Linked DNA regions of Homo sapiens: region 1 is linked to region 2. The links are chromatin loops, found by intact Hi-C in ENCODE. Cell type or tissue: PC-3. All regions are shown on one strand. Links, peaks and the distances in the headings refer to the core of each region. The heading gives the core; the rest is flanking DNA.

The links. Hi-C counts contacts between places; a loop is a spot of excess contacts. Peaks named below come from ENCODE experiments on the same cell type or tissue, not always from the same donor. Only the 100,000 strongest peaks of a DNase experiment are listed, where the experiment ranks them.
Region 1: a loop joins it to region 2, with 3 times the contacts of the local background. A loop is called at or near these places in 1 of 110 quality-filtered maps.

Annotation. Positions count from the first base shown.
Region 1 is chr10:34,524,775-34,529,172 of GRCh38, reverse strand. The region is part of intron 2 of PARD3 (par-3 family cell polarity regulator); the gene reads left to right. Among named protein-coding and RNA genes, the nearest start is that of PARD3, 290 kb to the left of the region's middle. RefSeq lists enhancers at 452-1,027, 2,418-3,173. In PC-3, for the core only: CTCF peaks have their summits at 942 (motif pointing right) and 1,948 (motif pointing left); DNase peaks (open chromatin) are centred at 752, 1,922, 2,282 and 2,812; H3K4me3 peaks cover 2,787 bases; H3K27ac peaks cover 3,845 bases.
Region 2 is chr10:33,262,444-33,266,841 of GRCh38, reverse strand. NRP1 (neuropilin 1) reads left to right here. Exons shown (of 17, transcript NM_003873.7): 4 at 2,969-3,196. Among named protein-coding and RNA genes, the nearest start is that of NRP1, 70 kb to the left of the region's middle. RefSeq lists an enhancer at 1,917-3,116. In PC-3, for the core only: no CTCF peak of the experiment used is centred there; DNase peaks (open chromatin) are centred at 1,361, 2,431, 3,121, 3,791 and 1 weaker place; H3K4me3 peaks cover 1,472 bases; H3K27ac peaks cover 4,000 bases.

The DNA.
Region 1 (4,398 bases), core at 194-4,193, 1.3 Mb before region 2:
CCCAATTACAAGTAGTTAGCCTCGAACTCTTTTTTGTACCATGGACTCCCATCTCCAGTTGTGTCCCAGGAACTGGCTGAGAGCATGTGATAGTTTTCCCTGTAACTGAATGCATCATCTTTTGTTTTTGTTTGTCCTTGTGCCTGTCCTCTGCCCAACCACCCAAATGACAAACCTAGACACCTAAAATCTGTCATTTTCCTTCATAATGGCACCCATCCACCACATACCAAGTCCTTTTAAATAAGTCTCCATTCTGCATTTGAATAATTATACATCCTGATTGTCTTTTCACCACCTTTCCATTAGCCTTGGCCCTCATGACTTCTTCATTATTAGACTAATGAGCTACGAGTGTTTACCCTCCTAGTCCTTCTCCATACCCCTTGAAACCTCGTGCAGAATAAATGCAAGTTAAACTGCTGTGTGTTAATGACACCCCGCAGTTTTCAGGATAAAGTCTATATGGCTTAACTTAGTTGTCTTTCATCTTCCCCTCTTGATTACCTCAGTCTCTTGAAACTTTCTCAAATATTAGTAACATTTCTTAAAAACTTGCTACTTACAGGAAACATCCTAAGCAATTTGTCATAATCAAATGAAATTTATGGGGAAAAAACAAAACAAAACAAAACAAAACAAAACCTATCACTACTGAGCCCAGAGGAGTGAAGAAGTTACCTAGGGCCACGCAGCTGGTGAGTTGTTTGAGGCTGACTCATCTTGAGAGCTCATTCATGATTAGCAACCTTGTGGTGGTAGAATGAGTGGAATTCCTGGCAAACCGCAGGATAAAGTGTCTCCATCTCCATTATTCTGGGTCACTTGTGTGGACGTTGTCTTGGGAAGCAAATGAAGGCAAGTAGAGGGTTTGGCTTTCCTTAGAATAGATTTTCTTTAAAACTTAAAATTTTTAAACTCTTTGTGCTTGACTAAGTCCATTAGATGGCACTAGTATTTACCTTCCAGAAGATTGGCATTAAATTTCAGTATTAAAGCAATTTGTGGATTGGGGGAAATATTTAACTTGCAAGTTATTTCTTTTACCTGTCAAATATGGGAGTGAAAAGATGGGCACACAATATTTATTCTGTGTTCAGTTTTTTAAAAACATTGCTAAACAGGTTATACTAATGAAGAGTTGATAAAAAGAATTTTATTATTTAGTTACTTTTTGAATAAACCTGCCAGTTGATTAAAATGAGCCTAATTTAATCAGTATTGTATTGCATACTGAAGATAATTTAGGCTAATGTCAAGGACACCGTTATCTCTCCTTTGTAGAAGGTGTTGAAATAATGAGAGTAGCAAAAAAGGAGTCAGAAAATGAAGTTTTTCATCTTTGCCCCTGGGTGGGTATTTAAAAATCACACCCTTCCTTCTTGCATGCAAATTAAACTGAAAGTCATTTTGTACTGTAATATTAACCTTACATTTTACAAAATAAATTTATTGAACTTTGATCTTTTGCTAATATTGGTTTGTGGTTGTCAGAATGAATTTGAGGTTTTCATTGTGTGTCATTTTCACCTGGACTTTCATTCAGAACTTGAAGTGAACAGAAGTGGTGGGTTTGATATATCTTAATTTGAAAATAAATCACTGTTAAGCAGCAACTCCTAGTTCTACTTTCTTCTTTTTTTCTGAATCACTTTTTTCTTCTCTATCTACCCTCCCCACTCCAGCCCATGTCTTAATAGAATCATCTGAATTCCTTTCTTCCTTTAAAGTAGTTAAACGGCCCTCAGTTTTTCTTGTGATGCTTTTAGATGGAAGCTAAGTCATTGCTGAGGTTCTTGTTCAAATTGTGAAGTCAGCAGGTAAAGGGATTATGAACTCCCAAGTGAGTCCCCTATACAAAGGGCAGGTTGCCTTGGAAACAAGGCTAGTTCTTAGAGTTGGAAATACCATCTTGTCTTTAAATGCCAGGGCTGGTGATGTGCTGACCCCTGCTGCATCATCTCTAGACCTAACATTGTGTGGAGAAGTTTTCCATGACTTTGTGCAAATTGCTTAACTGCTTCCCAGTTCTGATTGATTGGCCAAAGCCACAGCCAAGTTTTCTTTTCTAGTGCTTCTCATTTTAAATATAATTTGCAAAATTTAGGACTAAGGAAGTGATCCTTCAAGTTTCTATTTTAGAATGAAAAGTTTTCCACTACTGATTGCCAAAAAATAAAGTATAGAGTTTACCAGATGGCAAGACATTTTAGTGATGAGTCATTTTTTACAAGTTCAACAATGGAATGAGTGATGCGTTAAGGAAGCCCAACGAGGGAATGTCTCGGTTCTGTGAGATGGTATTACTTGATGGTAGAGACGGAATTACCCTTGTTTCTGACGACACTGGATATGAACTGTAGCAGGGAGCTCAACGGTACAAGTTGGTAGGAGGAGGCAGTTGTAGCTTAAGTGGGACTCCTACTTTCCCTGCATCTAAACATTCGTAACTTGCTGGTGGCACAGCAGGAGGAGGGTTTGAGGGTGGTGTGTGGGTATGGAGACAAGGGCTCCCCACCCGTGGAACCAAGCCCTGGTTTACTATATCCAGCTAGCTGAAGAGGTAAAAAGACTAGAAAGAAAGGGCCTTCCTAACTAAAGATCTCAGCTCTGAAAGACTAGAAAGGAAGGGCCTTCCCACTAAGGATCTCAGCTCTGTTTTTGTGGACTCACCAGTGGATGCAGACATTCAGAGGAGCAGGAGAGCAGGGCATGCTCCTGCCTGGTCGTGACTGTCCTGCTATGTTTCTGGGTTGTGCATTCACATTGGCAGCTTTTCATGCCCTGGGACTATTACAGCGTAGGGACTGGGGGAGATTTCAGGATGTGACTTATGCCTGGGAGTGAAGGGAGTGGTGTTTAGTGGAGATTAGGAAGAAGATGGAAAGTATTTCACCCCCAGTTGCTTGCTCACTAACGTTTAACATTGTGATTGGTGCTGTGGGTTTTGGTGGTGGTTGTCTTTTAATTACAGTTTAGAGAGGCTGTGTGTGTGTCTGTGTATGAGAGAAAGAGAGATTTTGGTTTATCTCGTTAAGACCTATCTATTTCCTACATGGTGTTGGATTTTTTTTTTTTTTTTTTTTTTTTTTGATACGGAGTCTCTCTCTGCCACCAGGCTGAAGTGCAGTGGTGCGATCTTGGCTCACCGCAACCTCCATCTCCCACGTTCAAGCGATTCCCCTTGCCTCAGCCTCCCGAGTAGCTGAGACTGCAGGTGTGTGCCACCACGCCCAGCTAATTTTTGTATTTTTAGTAGAGACGAGGTTTCACCATGTTGGCCAGGATGGTCTCCATCTCTTGACCTCATGATCTACCTACCTCTACCTCCCAAAGTGCTGGAATTACAGGCATGACCCACCATGCCTGGTGGACTTTTGATTAATAAAAATATTTTGGCCGGGCACAGAGGCTCACGCCTCTTAGAAAAAAAAAATCTTTTTTTTTTCTTTTAAGCAAAATCCCTACTGCAGACTGTGTTGTTAATTTAAAGAGTTACTATTGAGGGATTCTCTTATTTATCATTTGTTAATGCAGGCATTTCTGGATACACGTAAACATATGAATTGTCAAGCTAAATTGTTCACAGATTAGAACACTATGCTGTTGACCCCTGTTTCCACGTTACTCCCTCTTAGATATGTTGGAAGGTTGGCAGAGTGGCAAGGCTGGAACATATACCCATAGGTGAGGTACTGCTCTAATATCACAAACCATGGGGCTAGAGCCTGAGACGGGTTTGAGGTCAAGTTTCCTGGTACTGTGTACGAGAAAGTCTATCCACACTTTGCCATTCTTGGCTTAGCCAGTAGGAACATTCGCTAGTCTTTAATGTGCTCATGGTATTTTAGTGTTCTTTTCTAAGTTTTAGGTCTTTTTTATCAGACAGTATATACCCTTCTTAATATGCTGATGAAGCGTGGAATTAATCTCACATGCATAACATTTAAAGTTTTCCAGTGGCAAGCTTAAGATTCTTGTTCTGTAGCGAGTTTTTATTGGTATAGTTTGTATTACTATGATTACAAAACATCATTGGTTCAAATATATCCTTTTGCTTACTCGTCCAGTTAAACACTAGCTCTATTTAAATGAGTTTTTAATGAACCATGCTAGCAAGTAAGGCTCAGAGAATGATTAAGGATTTAGTATTGTCTCTGTGTCATTAAAGTAAATTCAGTCATCAGAAAGCTTACAAATTGATTTTTAGTTCCCTTTTTGTTGTGTCTACGTAATAATTAGTTACTACATCATCGCATTTGCTTCTGAGATTATTCATCTTGCCCATTTGCCAGTCTTACCATGTTCTCTTTGAGGGAACACTGCATGTGTTCATGATAAAATCACAACTCGTGCCACTTCCTCCAGTTTGGAGTCAACCTATCTGTATGTGATTAG
Region 2 (4,398 bases), core at 197-4,196:
CCAGGATGGTACACGTTTTTAAACAACCAGTTCTCATGAGAACTCACTTACTATTGCAAGGACAAGGCCAAGAGGGGATAGTGCTAAACTATTCATGAGAAATCCACCCCCATGATTCAATCACCTCCCACCAGACCCCACCTCCACCATTGGGGATTACAATTCGACATGAGATTTGGTGGGGACACAGATCCAAACACTATCACGTGTATTCACCATGGACTTTCTTAACCCCTTTTCTGCCATTGTCCTTTTGCGAGAAAGTGCTTCTTCAACTATGGTAAACTGAAACAACAGTGAATAAGGAAAATATTAAAACAAATTTTGGTGTATAGTGGACAAAATATGAAGTTACAGAATCTTTAAATTGGAAGAGATTTTAGTTTTCAAATTCTAAAGTCCAACTCACATTTGTCATGCGCAGAATTTGAGAACCAGAAATGTTGAGAGGCCACCCAAGTTTACACAGCGGGTGAGTGAATCTCAGGACTGGGATTCAGGTCTCCTGGGGCTCCATCCAGTTCTTGTCCATCGCCCCATGGAATGTCCCCATGTTTTGTCGAAATACACAAGAAAACCTGGGATCACTTCCATAGCATGACAAGGGCAAAGTGAAAGCACCAAAATTCACTTGCTTTTGAAAGTATGACCTTAATTCCTGTCATTTTTTTCTCAATAAATCTTAATCTGAACTGAAACATTTTATCTTTTTAAGAAGGAGAAAATATTAGTATCTGCATGAAACCTTGCTGTTTCATGCAGATACTAATAAACCATGGCTTACAAGAATGTAGCCAAAGCGGTTTTTTCCCCAGGGAAGAGTTTGGAGGTCTCCAGGGTAACTGTTTCTACACTGTGGATATAAAATCCTAAAGGGTCCCCAATATCATGTATGTATATATATATTTTTTCTTTGTGGATAAATGACTCAAATTAGCATAGTCGCTGTCATCTCAGAAGCCACCAGAGTAATTTAGAAACTAAGATTATAAACCATACAGCACATGTCATAATCTCTACCTGGAACTGACCTGGCGAATTGCCACGTTACCAACTTTTGAACCAGAATCAAATAGATAAGCATTTGCAGCTCTCATGGTGAAGGGTGAGCCACGTCCAAGAAGGTTTGAGAGGTATTTCAAATAAGTCAGACCTCTGCAGACCAGGTTTACTGGGCCCATCTAAGAATTCTTCTGCATCTGCAATGCCATGGATCCATGGATAGCCGATATGTGCATGAGGAGGAAAGGATTGATTTGTTTTCTCAACAGGCTGCCAGATGCACTCTGTTGGTATTCAGCCTCCTGACCTGAATCACTAAAACTAGAGACCTGCTAGTTAGTTAACTTTAATCTCTATTGATGTCTAATAAGTCGCCTCTAGTTGCCTGGCACTTTGGGAGAATGTTTAGTTAAGAACAATCTCAACAAAGCACCTTATTTAGAATTGAATCCTTGCATGTCATTGCCGGGGCCCCATCACGTCTGCCTTCAAGCCACTGTGAGAAAATGATGCAGGAAAAGAGTTGTTGAACTGAACACCCCCAGATTTGATCCTGAAATTCAAAAGGATAAAGACTTCTCTGATTCACAAGTGTCTTAAGTGTAGCTATTTGAAGATCATAGCAGCAGGTGGTATTCAGGGACTGAGCTGATGTGCTCATGTTGGTAGAGAAGGCAGTTTTGGGTTTTTTTGGTTGTTGTTTGTTTGTTTGTTTGTTTGTTTTTTGAGGCGGAGTCTGGCTGGCTCTGTCACCCAGGCTGGAGTGCAGTGGTGTGATCTCGGCTCACTGCAACCTCTGCCTCCCGGGTTCAAGCAATTCTCCTGTCTCAGCCTCTTGGGTAGCTGGGATTACAGGTGCCCACGACCACGCCCAGCTAATTTTTCTATTTTTAGTAGAGACTGGGGTTTCCCTATGTTGGCCAGGCTGGTCTCGAACTCCTGACCTCAGGTGATCCGCCCACCTCAGCCTCCCAAAGTGCTGGCATTACAGGCATGAGCCATTGTGCACACCCGGCCAAGAAGGGCAGTTTTTGAATTGTGTAGTGAATACCACCCTATGCTGGTTACCATGAATTGAAATTGGAGTCATTCATACAGGCATAAGGTCAACCTGCACTATATGCATGGATGCTCTTGACCAATTTCAATGACAAATCACCATAATTTGTAAAGTCCTGGTGGTACTGAACAGTCATTAAAATTACACATTATAAATATATGCATTACACACACACACACATCTATTAACATGCAATTTTAGAATGGCGTACTATACTGTGTCTGATACTTCGGGGAAGGTTAGGATGTCAGCATTGATATCAGGTGACTTCCGGCATCATGGCCTGTAATCACAGTTTATCGTGCCCTCACTAACAGCCACACTTTACCGGCCCACCTGTGTCAACACCACTCAGAATGAGTCACTCACCCTTGGTACATGTACGAATTACCTTTCACATTTCGTTTGTCAAAGAGGCATAGGTCACATCTGGCAGAGTTACTGAGTCACTGGTGTAGGAATCTGAAACCCAAACTGCCTCCACTGAATTCTCTCCCTCGCCTTTATAAATGTTCTATTTCACCAATAAAGGGCTGTCAGCCTCAAGATTTAAAGGTTTAAGCTTGAAGGGGCCATAATTATTTCTCTAGGGCTCTGTTGAGATTTCTGCAGCTTACTCATTCATTGTTCCCACATGATTTTATATTTGTCATATTTTTCCCTGCAACAGCAGAAGTCTTTAAATTGCTCCATACAAATGGAAAGCTAAGGTTAACACAATAAATCTGAACTTGACTTTCCATACCCATTTTACTAATATGAAAAGGCTGACTAATACATGATTAGAACAGTGGTTATACTGGCGGGCTTTTATTAGAAAGATGTTCTGTCTTTACCCAGGTTATTTCTTGGGGAAGTTGTTTAAGTGGGATTTTCACTTTACTCCTTTTTCTCTTCTACTCATAGGTCCTGAATGTTCCCAGAACTACACAACACCTAGTGGAGTGATAAAGTCCCCCGGATTCCCTGAAAAATATCCCAACAGCCTTGAATGCACTTATATTGTCTTTGTGCCAAAGATGTCAGAGATTATCCTGGAATTTGAAAGCTTTGACCTGGAGCCTGACTCAAATCCTCCAGGGGGGATGTTCTGTCGCTACGACCGGCTAGAAATCTGGGATGGATTCCCTGATGGTAAGAATGACAGGAAGCACCCCAAAAAGGGAAGGTTCTGGAGGAAGGGCACCAGTATTCTTTTACAAGTCTCATGATACATGAATCATTAAAAAAAACCTCAAAAGGACACTGGAAAACAAAGCAAAACTCTCTATATTCAGAGCAGTGATGAAATATTTGAGCTCAAGAAGACCTTAGTAATTATCTAGTCCAATTCCTTCATTTTATAGATAAGAAGCTGAGGCCATGAAAGATTACAAAAGGTTCTTTTAGCTATTTTTGTGATATAATTGAGACAAACACATAGTTTTTCTCTCTAAACTATTTTGCTCATCCACTGACCTGGCTACTCATCATTAATTCACAGATTGTAAGAGGATGGGCTCTTAGTAATTCCATTACATCAAACCACTCATTTTATAAATGCAGAGACCAAGGACCTGAGAGGTTGAGTACTTAATAAAATTTTAAGGCTAAACTATGCATCCGTTATGCTACAAAACAAAAATTTGGAAAAGGAACGAGAATGTTTGGGCATTCCTAATTTAGACAGGTTCCCTGTACATTCTCTACAGATTTTTCATCTTAGGGAATTTGAGTCACCTCAATACATCATTTATAGTCATTGACCTATGCATTCATATACCTAAAAAATATTTCCTGAGCATCTGTCATGTACCAGGCACCATCCTAGCCACAGGGTAAGCAAAACAATGAAAGATGCTGCCCTTTGGAGTTTCTCTTCTGCCAGGTAGAAGGAAACAATAAACAATGCACGTTACAAATAAATGAATTATGTGCATGAAATGTTAGAAGGTGAGAAGTGCTATAAACAAATCTCCCCAAATGAAAGCAAGAAAAAGTACAGCAGAGTCAAGGGATGAGAAGTTGGGAGTGGGGAGGTATAGGTTGAAATTTTAAATAGGGTGGTGAGGTTAGACTTTTTTTTTTTTTTTTTTTGAGACAGAGTTTTGCTCTTGTCACCCAGGCTGGAGTTCAGTGGAGCAATCTCGGCTCACTGCAACCTCCGCCTCCCAGGTTCAAGCAATTCTTCTGCCTCAGCCTCCCGAGTAGCTGGGATTACAGGTGCACACCACCACACTCAGCTAATTTTTGCATTTTTGGTAGAGACGGGTTTTCACCATGTTGGCCAGGCTGGTCTCGAACTCCTGACCTCAAGAGATCCTCCTGCCTCAGCCTCCCAAAGTGCTGAGATTACA